Linked DNA regions of Homo sapiens: region 2 is linked to region 1. A link is a loop called in an ENCODE intact Hi-C map of the cell type or tissue named here. Cell type or tissue: mammary epithelial cell. All regions are shown on one strand. Region 1 overlaps COG3 (component of oligomeric golgi complex 3). Region 2 overlaps ERICH6B (glutamate rich 6B).

The links. Peaks named below come from ENCODE experiments on the same cell type or tissue, not always from the same donor. Only the 100,000 strongest peaks of a DNase experiment are listed, where the experiment ranks them.
Region 2: a loop joins it to region 1, with 15 times the contacts of the local background. A loop is called at or near these places in 3 of 110 quality-filtered maps.

What each region holds. Positions count from the first base shown.
Region 1 is chr13:45,507,320-45,515,319 of GRCh38, reverse strand. COG3 (component of oligomeric golgi complex 3) reads right to left here. Exons shown (of 23, transcript NM_031431.4): 15 at 5,504-5,628; 16 at 3,466-3,555. Among named protein-coding and RNA genes, the nearest start is that of COG3, 46 kb to the right of the region's middle. In mammary epithelial cell, a CTCF peak has its summit at 3,559 (motif pointing left); DNase peaks (open chromatin) are centred at 3,039 and 3,529; H3K27ac peaks cover 1,623 bases.
Region 2 is chr13:45,580,521-45,588,520 of GRCh38, reverse strand. It overlaps ERICH6B (glutamate rich 6B), which reads left to right. Exons shown (of 15, transcript NM_182542.3): 5 at 1,289-1,458; 6 at 7,856-7,918. Among named protein-coding and RNA genes, the nearest start is that of ERICH6B, 31 kb to the left of the region's middle. In mammary epithelial cell, a CTCF peak has its summit at 3,501 (motif pointing right); no DNase peak of the experiment used is centred here.

The DNA of each region.
Region 1 (8,000 bases):
GAGTTATTAAATGAAGATTCCTTCCCAGTCTCGCTTACTCTCTCCACTGATTTTAATAAACATAATCAGTGACTTATGTCATGGAAACTCACTCTGCATACGGGAACACAGAGCACCAGGTAAGTGGGAAATGCTACACATTTTAAATACTTGCTCTATTTTTAAAAGACCTAACAACTCTGATGCCAAAAATTGTATCATATAGATTTTATTACTTCACTAAAGCTATTGTAATCCAGCAAATAGTATCATGTTAATTTGTTGACAGGTGCTCAGTTTAAGTATGTAAGAACAATTTCTTGCCTTAAAAAACTGTTTAAGACATTAATCCATTTTCACTGATCACTTTTTAAGATAAAAGTACACAAGCTTGGCCAGGCGCGGTGGCTCACGCCTGTGATCCCAGCACTTTGGGAGGCCGAGACAGTCGGATCACGAGGTAAGGAGACAGAGAAACCATCCTGGCTAACATGGTGAAACCCCGTCTCTACTAAAAATACAAAAATTAGCCGGGCATGGTGGTGGGCGCCTGTAGTCCCAGCTATTAGGGAGGCTGAGGCAGGAGAATGGCGTGAACCTGGGAGGCGGAGCTTGCAGTGAGCCAAGATCACGCCACTGCACTCCAGCCTGGGCGACAGAGGGAGACTCCATCTCAAACAAACAAAAAAAAAAGTACACAAGCTCAACCATGAAAATAATAAGCTAGTGTCTATCAAATTGAGAGCTTCTCCATACATATTTAAACCTCTTATAATATGTAGGAAACAGAATTAGATAAAAGAGGATGGCCTACAGATAAGGAGGGCAAAAGACCGAACTATCAAAACGCTTTTCATGCCTCCCTTAAGAGAAAGGACATGGCCAGGTGCAGTGGCTCACTCCTGTAATCCCAACATTTTGGGAGGCCAAGGCGGGTGGATCACTTGAGGTCAGGCATTCAAGACCAGCCTGGCCAACACGGTGAAACCCTGTCTCTACTACAAATGCAAAAATTAGCTGGGCGTGGTGGCACACACCTGTAATCCCAGCTACTTGGGTGGCTAAGGCACAAGAATGGCTTCAACCCAGGAGGTGGAGGTTGCAGTGAGCTGAGATAGCGCCACTGCACTCCAGCGTGGGTGACAGAGTGAGACTCTGTCTCAAAAAAAAAAAAAAAAAAAAAGAGAGAGGACAGTGGTACAAGAGGACATAAGCCTATGAACTTTTTTTAAAATTAGGTCATATTTTTCCCTCCTGAGATCTGAGAAACACAGGATCACTGTAGAAAATAAAGAGATGTATAGGGAATGAGAGAAAAAATCATCCATAGTCACCTAAAAGCTTTCACTGTTACATATTTTCTTCAATGCATTTTATTACATAGTCATACCATATTATCTGATTTGCATCTTAAATACCTGTTGTCTTAATATGTTTAAGTTAAATTTTATTGTTTCATTTTTAAAAATTTAATGACTGTGTAATATTGTTATATAAAACATGCCACAATTTATGTAACCATTTCCTTAACATTAGACATGTGTTTTCTAATTTCACCTATTATCAAAAATGTGCGGGCACAGACTTGGAAATACTTGTTAAAACTTAAATCTGCCTGTCTATAACTTTATTTCTAGTCCCCATGTGAAAATTTCATTTCACCTCTCCATTTCATGAATGAGAAAAATATAGTGGTCACAAAGATAAAGCTTTCCTAGCAACAAGATCCCAAATTATTCTGTGGAGAGATACATATATATAAAATGTATATATCACTTTTATATATATAATTTATATGTATATATTATATATATAATTTATATGTATATATTATATATATAATTTATATGTATATATTATATATATAATTTATATGTATATATTATATATATAATTTATATGTATATATTATATATATAATTTATATGTATATATTATATGTATAATTTATATGTATATATTATATGTATAATTTATATGTATATATTATATATAATTTATATGTATATATTATATGTATAATTTATATGTATATATTATATGTATAATTTATATGTATATATTATATATAATTTATATGTATATATTATATGTATAATTTATATGTATATATTATATATATATAATTTATATGTATATATTATATATATATATATAAAAGCCTTAAAAGTCACGTTTATAAATCCATATATCAAAAAAAGTTCACAGGATCTGAACACTCCAAGTGGGAAGAAAATTTTGGCTAGAAACAGCTCCCACAGCTCCTTCCCTATAGGTGACAGGTATTTTAAGAGGAGAGTTAAGCAAAGCAACACTTTTGAACATGCTCTACTTCCTGGGAAAAAAAAAAAATCTCAGGGTCTGTGGGAGAAGCACATGCCAGCAGCCTTCAGCCCCAGATCCCTTCTGGATTAAAAACTGTAAACCGCTAAGTGCGGTGGCTAACACCTGTAATCCCAGCACTTTGGAAGGCTGAGTCAAGAGGATCATTTGAGCCCAGGAATTTGAGACCAGCCTGTGCAACATGGTGAGATCCTGTCTCTACAAAAAATAAAAAATTTAGCCAGGTACCTGTAGTCCTGTTGCTCAGGAAGCTGAAGCAGGAGAATTGCTTCACCTCAGGAGGTTGAGGCTGCAGTGAACAGAGATCATACCACTGCACTCCAGCTTAGGTGACAGAGTAAGACCCTCTCTCAGAAAAAAAAAAAGGCCAGGCACAGTGGCTCACACCTGTAATTCCAGCACTCTGGGAGGCCAAGGTGGGCAAATCACTTGAGCCCAGGAGTTTGAGACCAGCCTGAGCAACATGACAAAATCCTGTCTCCACAAAAAATACAAAACTTGGCAGGGGCATGAAGGTACATGCCTGTAGTCCCAGATTCTTGGGAGGCTGAGGTAGGAGGATGGATTGAGCTCAGGAGATAGAGGCTGCAGTGAGCTATGATCACACCACTGCACTTCAGCCAGGGAGACAAAGCAAGACCCTGTCTCAAAACAAACAAACAAAATTGTAAGCCATACAGTCATGGTGACTCCTTCTAGTCACACAACCCAGAGCCACAATTACCTGTCCTCAAAATTGACTGACTCATTTCCTCCATGTAAGAACATTCAACTATTTAAAACATTATCGTAGAGAGAGATGATTATAAATTGTGATGTTTCCTTGAAAATGCTTTCTTGGTATTCCAGGGAAATAGTATCATTTCCCCAGTGGCTAGGACTACAACAAGAAACCTTTACTCTATAGAATGTGTAACCTAAGTACCACTTTTGGTACTTTAGCAAAGTTGGACTCTCTTATATAGTACAGTCTTTATTTAGCACTATAATGAAATAACAGTTTCTCTCAAAGAGCCTCAAAATTCAATCATGTTAAACAAATCCTACTGCCAAAACAGCTTTAAACTTCTGTGCCTATAAGTAAATGCTATATTCCACAATATTTTACCAGGAAACAGGATTTCACCTAACACTTCATCAAACCTTGTTTTTGCTGATAGACTCTGACGCTCCAAGTAAGGACTGAATGCAGGCAGACAATGCTTCCTGTGATAATCCTTGGAACACTGCCCTCTGGTGGAATAAAAGAGAATAATCAGCCTGTGGCATTTGACAAAACAAAAAAAAAGGAATATCCTAGGCTGTAAGTGCAAATAACAATGCCTGCTTGCCCTCATGGTTGGATTAATTTACTACTTGTATTATTCTTCCTGGTTTCCTATTCCCATGCAACCTTTCTAAACCAACACATAGATATGTAATATGCAGTCATCCCTGGAAACATTCATGTGACCATTCAATAAATATTGATTAGCATACTAGGCACTGTGCTAGATGCTAGAAATATAGGCAGGCATGGTTCTGACCTCACGGAGCCTTCGCTCCAACAAGATCTCATGTGGGGCTCTTTTTTAAATCTCTAAAACCAACTTTAAAACAAACCCTCAGTAAATCCACTTCTAAAAATACAACAGAATTGTATTTTAGGAAATCATGTACATGGCTCTTCATTACAGTATTATTTAGAACAGCCATAAACTGGAAATAACATAAATGTTCAAAGACAGGGGACTGACAAATAAAATAGGACTAAATCTAAATTATAGAATACTGTTTATGAAATCAAAGAATGCTGAAGGAGGCGGTGAAATTCATAATGGAGTTTAAAAAAAAAAAAAACAGGTTACCAAATGGTATAGGCAGTATGATTCTTAATTTAATTCTGCCATTACTATCTTCCCAGAGGTGTGGCATGGTGGTTGGACCAGGACTCCTGTCAGTCCCCTTGCTTCACTCCCAGCCTCCATTCTACATAAATATGAGCCTATTCATTATTAGGCCACTGTCCTGGGCCCTGGTCTCCAACTTGATGTTATTCTCTTTTTACATTGCTTCTCCCTGTTCTGTGGTTTCCCACAAGGCTATTACTATAGGAAGGAGAGATTAGAGCTGCCACCTGCTGGGTCACTAACCCTGCCTAAGAAAGCTTAAGATGAGCAGCTTAGACCAAGACCCTCGCCTTCCCTTGCTCAGCCTTAACGTATTTTACACTGGATTGTCTTTCCCCACCTTTGATCGGTAAGACTAAAAGTGTTAAGATTTGAATATAAGCTAGGTGAAAAAAGAATAAGCCAGCCTAAGGCATAAGACAAAACTGGCATAGTGACCTCCTCAGGCCTACCTACTATTAAGCTAAAATCCCTGTTAAGCACCCTAAGAGGTTTTATTTCCTAGAGTCTGTGATGACAATGGGTTCTATGTGGAATATGCCTCCTGCGTATTTTCCTTGGGATCCTGACTCCACTGCAGGAAGTTGCTGAATCTCAGCCTAATATCATTATTCAATAAACCTAATGGACACCCTGGGGAGGAAGAGATGCCAAATATCCAAACCTCTCTCTGGAAGAGATCTCATCAGCTGGGCAAAAAGGCTGAGACATCTAAGTCTGTAGAGGTGATCTGGGCCTGTCCTTAAGAGTCCCAGAACTGGGCAAAAGGCACTTTTGGTAGCATTTCAAAATCTATAAGCACAAAGCCCAGCAATTATGCATTTTAAATTAAATATAGAGTAGTGTACATTCTACTGACCCAATGAAACAACTGTGCAGTCCTACAATATAAAATATCTCTGCGGTGTAAGGGTAAATGCATACTCCTTTTGAACCATATCCTTAAGAAATAGTGGCATCTAGACAATTCATTACATGACTGCTGTATTTAATCATTGCTCTAAATGCAGTCAGGGTCTTCTCTTCAGGAATGCACACATAAAACAGTCATGCAAAATTTGCCCACAATTTTGAGGTGTCCATAGACTCCCCAAAGCCCATTACTGAATTATAAGTTTCTATAGAAAGTTCAGGTTAGAAATTCCTAAATTAGCTTGACCTCAAGTTACTTCCATATCTAAAAATCATGATTTTAAGAATATCCAACAAAATACTTTATCAAGATCTTAAAATGTAAATTTAAAAATATTTCAAGTGAAAGAACGAGCAATTCACAGTAAAGATACACGTACATCTATGCATCTGTATAATTTGGAGAGACAGACAAGAGTTCTTCGAACCGTAGGATACCACATTCCATGAAGATCTGCTGGAGAAATTGTGGTCTGTGGTCTAGGATTGAGGGATTCTGTTGAACCTAAAACCCAAGTGGAAAAGAAGACACATTTCACACATGTGGATATTTGTCTTACAATAATTTACATGGCAACTATAAACTGCTTATTCTCATTAGCTATAAGTAGCTAGAGGGCACCAATTTTTTCCCACCTCAGTTTTCATCAAGAATACCCTAAGAAATCTAAATCAGTGACAGGTGAGATTTAACACAGTAACTGAGAATACACATGAATATGGACATACATACATTCCAGCTTCATATATATATGCTCAACCCAAGTTGCTTTTCCCAAATTGTGATCAATAATCTTTATGGAACATAGGAAAAGCATAATCACATTATAGAATGCAGCCATTAAAAAGGAGGCAGATCGTCTGGGCACAGTGGCTCACGCCTGTAACCCCAGCACTTTGGGATGCCGAGGCAGGCGGATCATGAGGTCAGGAGTTCAAGACCATCCTGACCAATGTGGTGAAACCTCGTCTCTACTAAAAATACAAAAATTAGTCAGGCGTGGTGGCGTGTGCCTGTAGTCCCAGCTACTCGAGAGGCTGAGGCAGGAAAATCGCTTGAACCTGGGAGCCGGAGGTTACAGTGAGCCAAGATCTCGCCACTGCACTCCAGCCTGGGCAACAAAGTGAGACTCCGTCTCAAAAAAAAAAAAAAAGGAAGCAGATCTCTATGTAGTCATGAGGAAGGAAGCAGGTGGGAGCCTGTGGAGGTGGGGGAGTAACAAGAAAACAAAGCACTTCTAAACAGGGGGATTAATCAAATTAGGTTCACCTGTCAGACTGTCTTCCACACTCTGAGTCAAATCACATACAGGCCTAGTTAGTACATCCAATTCCCAGGTGACCAGAGCGGGCTTCCCCCCACCACTGGGAAGGTCAGAAAAGGCAGACTCTGGCGACTGTGAGGAAGAGCAGGTGGGGAGTATGGTTGAGCAAAGACACCTCTGTAAGGGAAGTACAATCACTTCTGGGTCGAGGGACCAAATTTCAAATGAACCATGAAAAGTGGAGCTGGTATAATACTTTGAGACAACAGGTGATATTGAAAGATGGACTAGGCATTAGAGGACATTAGCAAACTCATTAAATTTTTAGTGCAATAATGGTTTATTGTTAAGTAAAAGATGTCGTTATTTTTTGGAGATGCTGAAATACTCAAGGGTGAAGTGTCAATGACGTCAATAATTTAAAATGGTTCATAAAATATATATTTACACACACACCCCAACACATACAAATACACACATACACATATATGTATATATATGTGTATGTGTGTGTGTGTGTGTGTGTGTATATATATATATATATAAAAATATATATAAAAAATAAAATGTTAAGTCTTGAATCCAAGTTGTGGGTATGGGTGTTCATCATTCATCTTTCTTTCAACTTTTCTGTATATTTGGAATGTTTTCAATAATAAGAAAATAGAAGTAGATCTATGATACACTGGTATTAAGTTACAGAGCAAACATTAATTCCTTTTTATAAATGGTTATAGCAGCATATTCTTACAAGAAGGCCTGTAGGTTGTATAGCACAGATTTGAGGGGAAAGGGATGAGGGAGAAAGGTTGAAGCTTAGTGCTTTCTTTCCTTTTTTTTTTTTTTTTTTTTTTTTTTTTTTTAGGTTGGACCTAGGCTCTGTCACCTAGGCTGGAGTGCAGCGGCGCAATCTCAGCCCACTGCAACCTCCACCTCCTGGGTTCAAGTGATTCTTCTGCCTCAGCCTCCTGAGTAGCTGGGATCACAGGCTCATGCCACCACACCCGGCTAATTTTCTGTACTTTTAGTAGAGACAGGGTTTCACCATGTTGGTCAGGATGGTCTTGATCTCCTGACCTAGTGATCCACCCACCTCAGCCTCCCAAAGTGCTGGGATTACAGGCATGAGCCACCACACCCAGGCTTTTTTTTTTTTTCTTTTTTTCTGAGACAGAGTCTGGCTCTGTTGCCCAGGCTGGAGTACAGTGGCACAATCTCAGCTCACTGCAACCTCCGCCTATTGGGGTCAAGCAATTCTTGTGCCTCAGCCTCCCGAGTAGCTGGGATTACAGGCATGTGCCACCACACCCAGCTAATTTTTGTATTTTTAGTAGAGATGGGGTTTTGCCATGTTAGTCAGGCTGGTCTCAAACTCCTGACCGTGGGTGATCTGCCCACCTCGGCCTCCCAAAGTGCTGGAATTACAGGTGTGAGCCACCGTGCCTGGCCAGTACTTTCACTTTACAATTCTGTAAGCTTTTTTTCCAAAAACAAGTACTACTTGTAAAATTTTTTTTTCTCTCTCTCTCACCACTCCTATTTAACTTGTATAATTTTTAAATTTCTTCCATAAGAGCTCACTTTAAACTAACATTTAATTTGTATTAAGTTT
Region 2 (8,000 bases), 73 kb before region 1:
AGAGTCTCCTCACCTGGCCTTGGGGCCTGGAGCAGGGCAAGAGTTGACATGGGCCTAAGGAACTCACCTGCATCCGCCTGTTCTTAATCCCTGCGGTCACCTGCCCTAGGATCCAAACATCTGGCCACTTGCTCAGGGACCCCTTCTTGATGGTGTATCCTAAGAACTTAGCTGCTAAGCCCCAGGCTGCTGGGCCGGCACAGACCCAAGCTCCCCTACTGATCCCTCAGAGGCACCTGCAAGATCTGCCTGAAACTCCTACAGACCCTGAAGGGAGACTTCCCAGGGCACCCACCTGTGAGAAAAAACAGGCTTCTGCTCTCTCCCTTCACCTCTTTGCCTGAGCCCTTACCCAGACTCCAGCCCTTACCCCATGCGCTGCCCCTACACTGAGTTCCCTGGTGCAGATGGGGACAGGCCTAACTTACTTCCTCTGCAAGAGCAATAGCAAACAAGTAACTTACCCCAAGTGCCTCTACTATGTTGCAAGAGCCAACATTTAAGCTCAGGTGTCAAGAGCTGACACCAAAGTCTATGCCTTTTCTACCAACCATAGTCACCACCTGTTTATATGTTAGGCATCTTTCCTTGTCCCATCTCTGCCAATTGGGCCAGTTGACATGAAATAACTCCAGGGCCAAGACACCCCAAGGACCCCTCTCATTCATTTGAATTAGTTTCTTGCCCCTAGTTAAAAGCCAGAGACTCCTGAGAAAGAACATAGTGTGGGTTGATGTGTCAGGGTCATCCCTCTTGATCCTAAGCTACCAGGTAGTGGAGCCTGCACCTCACACCCAGTGCCCCGCCCTCAGGCCCTTTGGAAAGCCTTTTTGATGGTGGTGGTGTTTGTGGTGAGCCGATTGCAGGGACAGACCTCACTGCTTGATTTTAAACTGCTGCAGCATCTAATTCAGTATCTTTTCCACTCTGCCCAAAACAACTGTGAGGTAGGGAAAGGCACTAGAATAAGCAGGGTTTTGAGCCAGGGAGGAAGGAGAATGTTCTGGAACGTCTGTCAGTTATGACCATCTGGCCCAGTGGCCTTTGAAGGTAGCCACAGATCCTCTCACAGTTTAGTGAAGCAGCAGCGGCAATGTGTGGCTCTGCTGCCCAGAGTGACACACTGGCCTATTTTTCATGATTCACAGCTAGTCTCTTCAAACCTTGAGATGTCCATCATCTGGGTCTGGACATCAAGAGCACCCCCTCAACCCCTAACATGCCTTAGAAGGGGTTCCTGACCTGGCCCCTGTCTGGAAGTTGACCTTCCTGTTCTCCCCTCTGACAGGAGTCCAGACGCTGGCCCCTCTCAGGTGACCACCTTCTTGACTGTCCCGTTGACTTTCGCTACCCCTTCTCCTGTCTCTGAATCTGCCACAGAGTCTTCTGAGTTGCTTCTGACATTGTACAGGAGGAGCCAGGCCAGTCAGACAGACTGGTGCTACGACAGAACTGCCGGTGAGGGAAGCTGCGCTCTGTCGGTGAGGCGCAGCCGGGCTCTGTGGGCCAGGGGAGGAATGGTTTTGTGCATGTGAAATATTGTGGCTCGAGTATTGCCTTTCATGCTAATGATATCCTACTGTTTCTGTTGCCCTCTGAGGTCTCATTTTGGGTAAGATGTTAACTCCTCTCCTAGCCTTGCTTCCTGTTTCATCCCATCCCAGACCCCCCTCAGAGAAAGAGCATCAGCAAAGTACTGAAACAAATAGCTTCTTCCATCTTTCCGTCTCTTCCCCTGTTTTTCATTCGTCTTCCTATTCTTGTTCTACATGAACACAGGCACAATTTCCCTCAGGGACACAGGCCATTTTCTTCCCAGATTACACACTGGCTCCCTGGGGTGACAGGCCATATCCAGATAATCATGTGGAAAATGGAAAATGGGACATGGGCCCACCTCAGACAGTCTCAGTGGGGGTCAAAGCCAGCCCTGATTCAGAACCCACCAAAACTATCCATGTAGTGAACTTTCGTGGCTACAGCTAAGACACACAGGAGAGAGTCCGGCAAAATTGCATTAAGGGTCTTCATTCTCTACCCAATTAAACCCCCAAATCCTCACTCTGGGACCCTGGGGGTGGAAGACCGAATAGCATTTCTTGCCGTTATTAATTATTTAAATCCAGCTTTAGTGGGATCGATCCATCACTGATTCACAGATTTATTTCACATCTGTAGTCATGGCAGCAGTAAATTAGATTCCCCCGTCACCTCCCTTCCCTGCCCCTATCCGTGGCTGCTAAATTTTGTAGCTCCAATGTGGTTAAATGAAATTAGGAGCCAGAAACCCTATAAGGGAGAATGGAGAGGCAGAGGACAGGCACACACCGCCAGCATGTGCTGAGGAGTGTTTCACAGGCTACATCGGTTCACTGGGGACCTTTTTCAGCGTGTGTGCTCCCACGGAGCCCCAAGAACTGGAGCCATCTCAAAGTCAGTAAGCATGACCACCGAGAAAATCTGAGCATTTATCTAAATATTCATAAGAAGGATTCTGAAAGTCATTTCCTGAGTAATTGCCAGTCAAGTGCCAATGCTAAGCTTGAGAGGATGTGGGAGAGGAGAAAGGTAATGGGAAAAGGCTGGGGTATGCAACAGAGGGGACTCGAGCCTGTTCACACCACTGTGGACCCAGCCCCGAGAGGGGCCCCATTGAAATCATTGTTTCATTGGCCCTTCATTAGCATTATTAATAGAGCTAATTATGTCTGCATTTCATTGAGGTTGTAATCACCATGTATATTCGGTCTGTATGGGCACATTTTGCAGCTATGTCTTGGAGTTCCTTAAAGCCAACATATACTGAGTGTTTAGTAAAAGTCTGACCACCCACAGGAAATGTCCACTGATCAAATATTGTGACATTGGTGGCTTGAGTCAAAGATATGGACTGTGTTGGAGCCTCTAAGCCAGGCTCAATGACACCCCAGTTTCCTGCAGTTACTTGGGGTGGGGGGATGGTCATTAGAACAAAGATTGAAACACAAGGAAAGGCAAGCAATTCCCTAAAAATTCATGGAGGTTTTTCTCTCCCCTTCTGTCTGTAGTTTCCAATCTATCTTTCTGGAGAGCATTGGTGGCAACAGGTATATGATTGTGTCTGGCCAACAGAACGGCGCAAGTGTGACAAAGAGGGACAAAGAATGAATAGATTTAGCAGCTCCTGGGTCCTGGGTCACCATTAAATGCCATAAGTATGTTTATGGGCTAGACAGCCAGTCAGCTATCAAGAAAGCCATGGAAAGGAATATTCCATCCCCAATGGCAGCCTTCTAGGGTCAGGGAAGCCTAGGTCCTGTGAGCCCTGCTGAGAGAGGGAAAAGGCAACCAGCTACCTAGCCACGCTCTCTACCAAGCCATACTGCGAACTGACTTTGAAATGCTCCAGTTTTCACTCCAAACAAGCATACTCTGATGAAAGTCCCAAATGAACCAAGGAGCACTGAGCAGTGTCCATGTTCCCTTGCTTGGTGTAAAACACAGGCTGGCCACATGCCTGAAGATGGCGACAAAGATGAACCAGGAAGCACAAAACTCCAGGAAGGTAGGGAAGTGCAAAACCCAGTCAGGAGGAGGTGGAGGAAAGGGACGCAGGAAAACCATCCGTGCAGGAGGGGAAAGCGGTCTTCCTGCAGGTGGGGTACACATTACTAAGGATTCCCAAGCATGGCAGATGCAGACAAGCAGAGCTTTCAGCCCAGGGAAGAAGCCGCCTGGTCACTTGGAGAAACACAGGTGACCACAGCAAACACAACCCAAAGAACTGGGCACGTGGAGCTGAGGCCCGCAGGAGTCAGCAAAGACGAAGCCAGGCATGGGCACTGCTGCTCCAGGAGGCCCAGAACTGGGTGTCCCTGTCACCAAGCAGTCGTGAAAATGTAGCTTTTCAACGCTTATCAGAACCCCTGCCTGAAACATCCTGGAATCTGCATTCTTAACCAGATCCCCAGAGGATGCTTGGGGACACGAACAATGAGGAAATGGAGAACTTCTAGTTTAAGATGAATTGGTTTCAAGGCACCCGCTTCCAAAGCATGATTTTATTATGGAATTGTTCAACCACAATGAGTCAAAAATCGTGTTCCACATGGCTCAGCCTTTCTCGACAAATAGGACTTTGGCCAAATATGGAGGAAAAAATACCCAGGTAAATACTTGGGACCTATGACTCCAGAGGGTGGCAGGTCTGACGTGGAAAGGCTGCAACAGGCACAGGAAATGCCTTGTGATCCATATGAGAAGACGCTCTGGAGCACTGGAAACACTAGTTATGGCCTCATGTGTCTATCCAGGCACAGAGCAGGATCATAAACCAAGTCAGCCAGAAATTCTAATGCAGAGCATTACATCCATGCTCACAGAAATTCTCCATACTTAGTGCCTGGCACATAGTAACCACAAATGAATATTTATTAAATACTTGTGAAATTGTTGTTGAATGCTCATCTGATTCAAGGTCAGATCATGGTGATAAAAGGGTATATCCTACTACAAAAAACCAGTCTTCGTAGGAAAGGAGCTCTGTAGATAGAACTACGTACACATAGAGACATTGTGTGTATAGAAATGTGGGTGAGAATACGCAGAGGTGTAAGGAGAGGTCAGATGGTGTATTAGTCTGTTTTCATGCTGCTGATAAAGACATACCTGAGACTGGGTAATTTATAAAGAAAAAGATGTTTAATGGACTCACAGTTCCACGTGGCTGGGGAGGCCTCACAATCATGGCAGAAGGGAAAGGCACATCTTACATGGCAGCAGGCAAGAGAGAGAACTGAGAACCAAACGAAAGAAGTTTCCCCTTATAAAACCATCAGGTCCATGAGACTTATTCATCACTACAAGAACAGTATGGGGGAAACCGCCCCCATGATTCAGTTATCTCCCAGCAGGTCCCTCCCACAACATATGGGAATTACAAGAGCTACAATTCAAGATGAGATTTGGGTAGGGACACAGCCAAACCATATCAGATGGGGAAGAGGATTGAAAGCTCTCAAAAGTGCAAACTGGTGTGCTTCCTTCAGTGGACTCAGATTTTGAAATATCACATGCAGAGGTTAAAAAGATGAGGATGCTCTCAACAATAAATGTAGGAAAATGGCTGTGAACTTTAAGAATAGTGTCAGGAAAACTGAATCAATCCCAGGATAAACATTCTTACCAAAACATAATAATAATAATAGTGATCATACAGGCAGCAACAAAAGACAGAGGCCCATTTAAAATAGAATTGAGCCAAAAAAAGTCAAGACAGACAGGCTAGTACTGTTTAGTGTAGTGCTGATTAATGATTCAGGGAAAAATCAAGTTGTTTAATTGCTATTTAATTTTGACTTACTGTAAAAGAAAATTATCCTCAAACTGAAAAGAGTGCAACAAAATTAGTTGAGAAATAGCAGGAACTAAAGATTGGTGAAAAGAAATCAAAAGAGAATGGTAACTGCTGTCTCCTCATCTGGATAAAATATACTCCAGAATTTGTACGTACTGAGAGAATAGCTTAATCATGCTTCTGGTTTTTGAGGAATTGTGGGAAGTTGGTGAAATGAGTCTGTGACCAATCTGGGATAAATACTGAGAGCAAAATGACCACAAGAAACCAGCCTAAGATCAATAGAAGCCAATTACATAATACTGGCTTTTAGGTCACTTTTTGACAAGGTTATCAGATTAGGGAACTGTGGAAACCCCATAGGGCGAAATTCCACAAGGCATTTCATTTCCAAAGGTTTCCTGATGTTCCTGGACAAGATAGAGATATATTAGGTGGGTGCTACTGTAAGATGATGTCATCACTAATAACTGACTGAACAGCACCTCAAGATGCTGTTTCATAGATCAGAGTCAACCCAGTTTCCAGCAGAGAGCCGTGGAGCTCTGTCCAGTACAACATTTTTTATAATAGGCTTGGATGCAGATTTAGAAGGAATATTTATATTTGTAGATGCCCTGAAGCTGTTGAATGCTGAGGATAACATAGTCAGATTCTAAAAGATTTTGGCAGGCAGAAACATCAGACCAGAATTAGCTAGATGAAAGATATTGGTCATTGATATCAGATCCTGCTATCAGGCCCCCAAAAACAGCAGGCTGGAGAAGTGCAGAGTAAGGAAGCCCTGTTTGTTGTTAGATGCTTTCTTCAACCACAAGCTCAATAATTCAACAGTATAATTGATGTCACTGCCAGAAAAGTTAACACAACCAGATACAACTGAAAGGTTATGTAGAGAGGATTTCATCCTGCTGTGCCCTGCATTGGAGTGCCATCCCTGGAATGGCGCGTTCAGTTTGGGGGACACCACACTCTCTAAGAACTAGAAGGAGCTTGGTGGGGGCTCAACAGAAGGGCTGGTGTCCTGGACAGTAACCTGGAGACTACGTCACACAAAGAACTGCTGAAGCAAAGGAGGATGTTAAGTCTGAAAGACACACGACTGAGATGTAAAAACTGACTTTAAATATTTGACAATCTGCCACACAAAACCAAGACCTGAGTCTTACACTCCAGACTGAAGGGCTAGAATAGGACACTAATGCAATCCTAGAGAAATATTTTAAGAAAAGAAATTATTCCTAACAGTCAGAACTGTGCCATGGCACAGTGAGTTTTCTTGAAATTGGAGAGCTCCTTGTCTGTAGAAGTGCCGGCCTCTTGCTGAAGAACTAATAGGCACTGATATGGCAAGTGTTCAAAGTCCTCTTAACGCCACAGGCCACAACACAAGTTTTTGTTTTTGTACCCTGTCCGTCTTGAATTTAGGACACTCCCATAAGCTAATGGAGCAGTTTACTTGGCTTTTTCATCATGGGCCTATTAGTCCCTGCTATTAAGAATGGAATGGGCCAGGCGCAGTGGCTCATGCCTGTAATCCCAGCACTTTGGGAGGCTGAGGCAGGCAGATCACCTGAGGTCAGGAGTTCGAGACCAGACTGGCCAACACGGCAAAACTCTGCCTCTACTAAAAATACAAAAAGTAGCCAGGTGTGGTGGCACACGCCTGTAGTCCCAGCTACTCAGGAGGCTGAGGCAGGAGAATGACTTGAACCTGGGAGGCGGAGGTTGCAGTAAGCGGAGATCTCACCACTACACTCCAACCTGGGCAACAGAGTGAGACTCTGTCTCAAAAACAAGAATGGAATGTAGGATGTGTATGTGTGTGTCTGTCTTTGAGTGTGTGTACACACACATGTACACACATGTATTTAGCATTCAGGAGTAGGAAGACAAACACTAGGGAAAGAGGCAAAAAGGAACAGGGATCATAAAGTTCCAGAAGACAGAAAACAAGGGTAATCAAGAACTTACAAAAGTCCTAAATATATATATACAGTAGCTTCCCATTGCAAATCTTAGCAGATCTATCCTAGGCAATCCCCATGTTTCCCATCCAGTCCCCATCACACACCCCATGGCCACAGAGCAGACACACTACTTTGTACAGTGACAGGCACACCGCATTGTGTGTCTACATGGCCTTGGAGCCACTTGGTTCTATGGTTCCTACAGCAGGAGGGATACCTCTAAAGTCTTCCTCTTACCCTGCCTCAGCCCTTCCAGCTATTCTGAGGACCAAAACTAGCCTCATGGTAACCAGAGGAGAAGGCCACAACAGGGTTACATTTTCTGACGACTAATTTATTGCAATCCTAGAGTGATTTACCAAAGCCAAAGAGGGTGGGGTGCAGTGGGGCATCTATATATGCCAGCTGTGCCGCCAGCCTCAGTTCCCCCCAACTGTTGACCAGCCTTGGGTGCCAAGAAAGAACCTGGGACCCCACATACCCAGTATGAACCCACTGGAAAATGTAAGGTTTAAATCATTAATAGCCACCCTCTTCTGCCTTTTAACAGTAAAATCTTTAAAATCGAAATCAGAAACAGAGCAAGAAACCACCACGAAGCTGGCTCCGGAAGGTAAAGTTTATGATGATTTTAAATGATCTGTAGAAGTTAGTCATCCATCCCAGAGAAGGTAAGAAGCACAGAATTAGCCTGC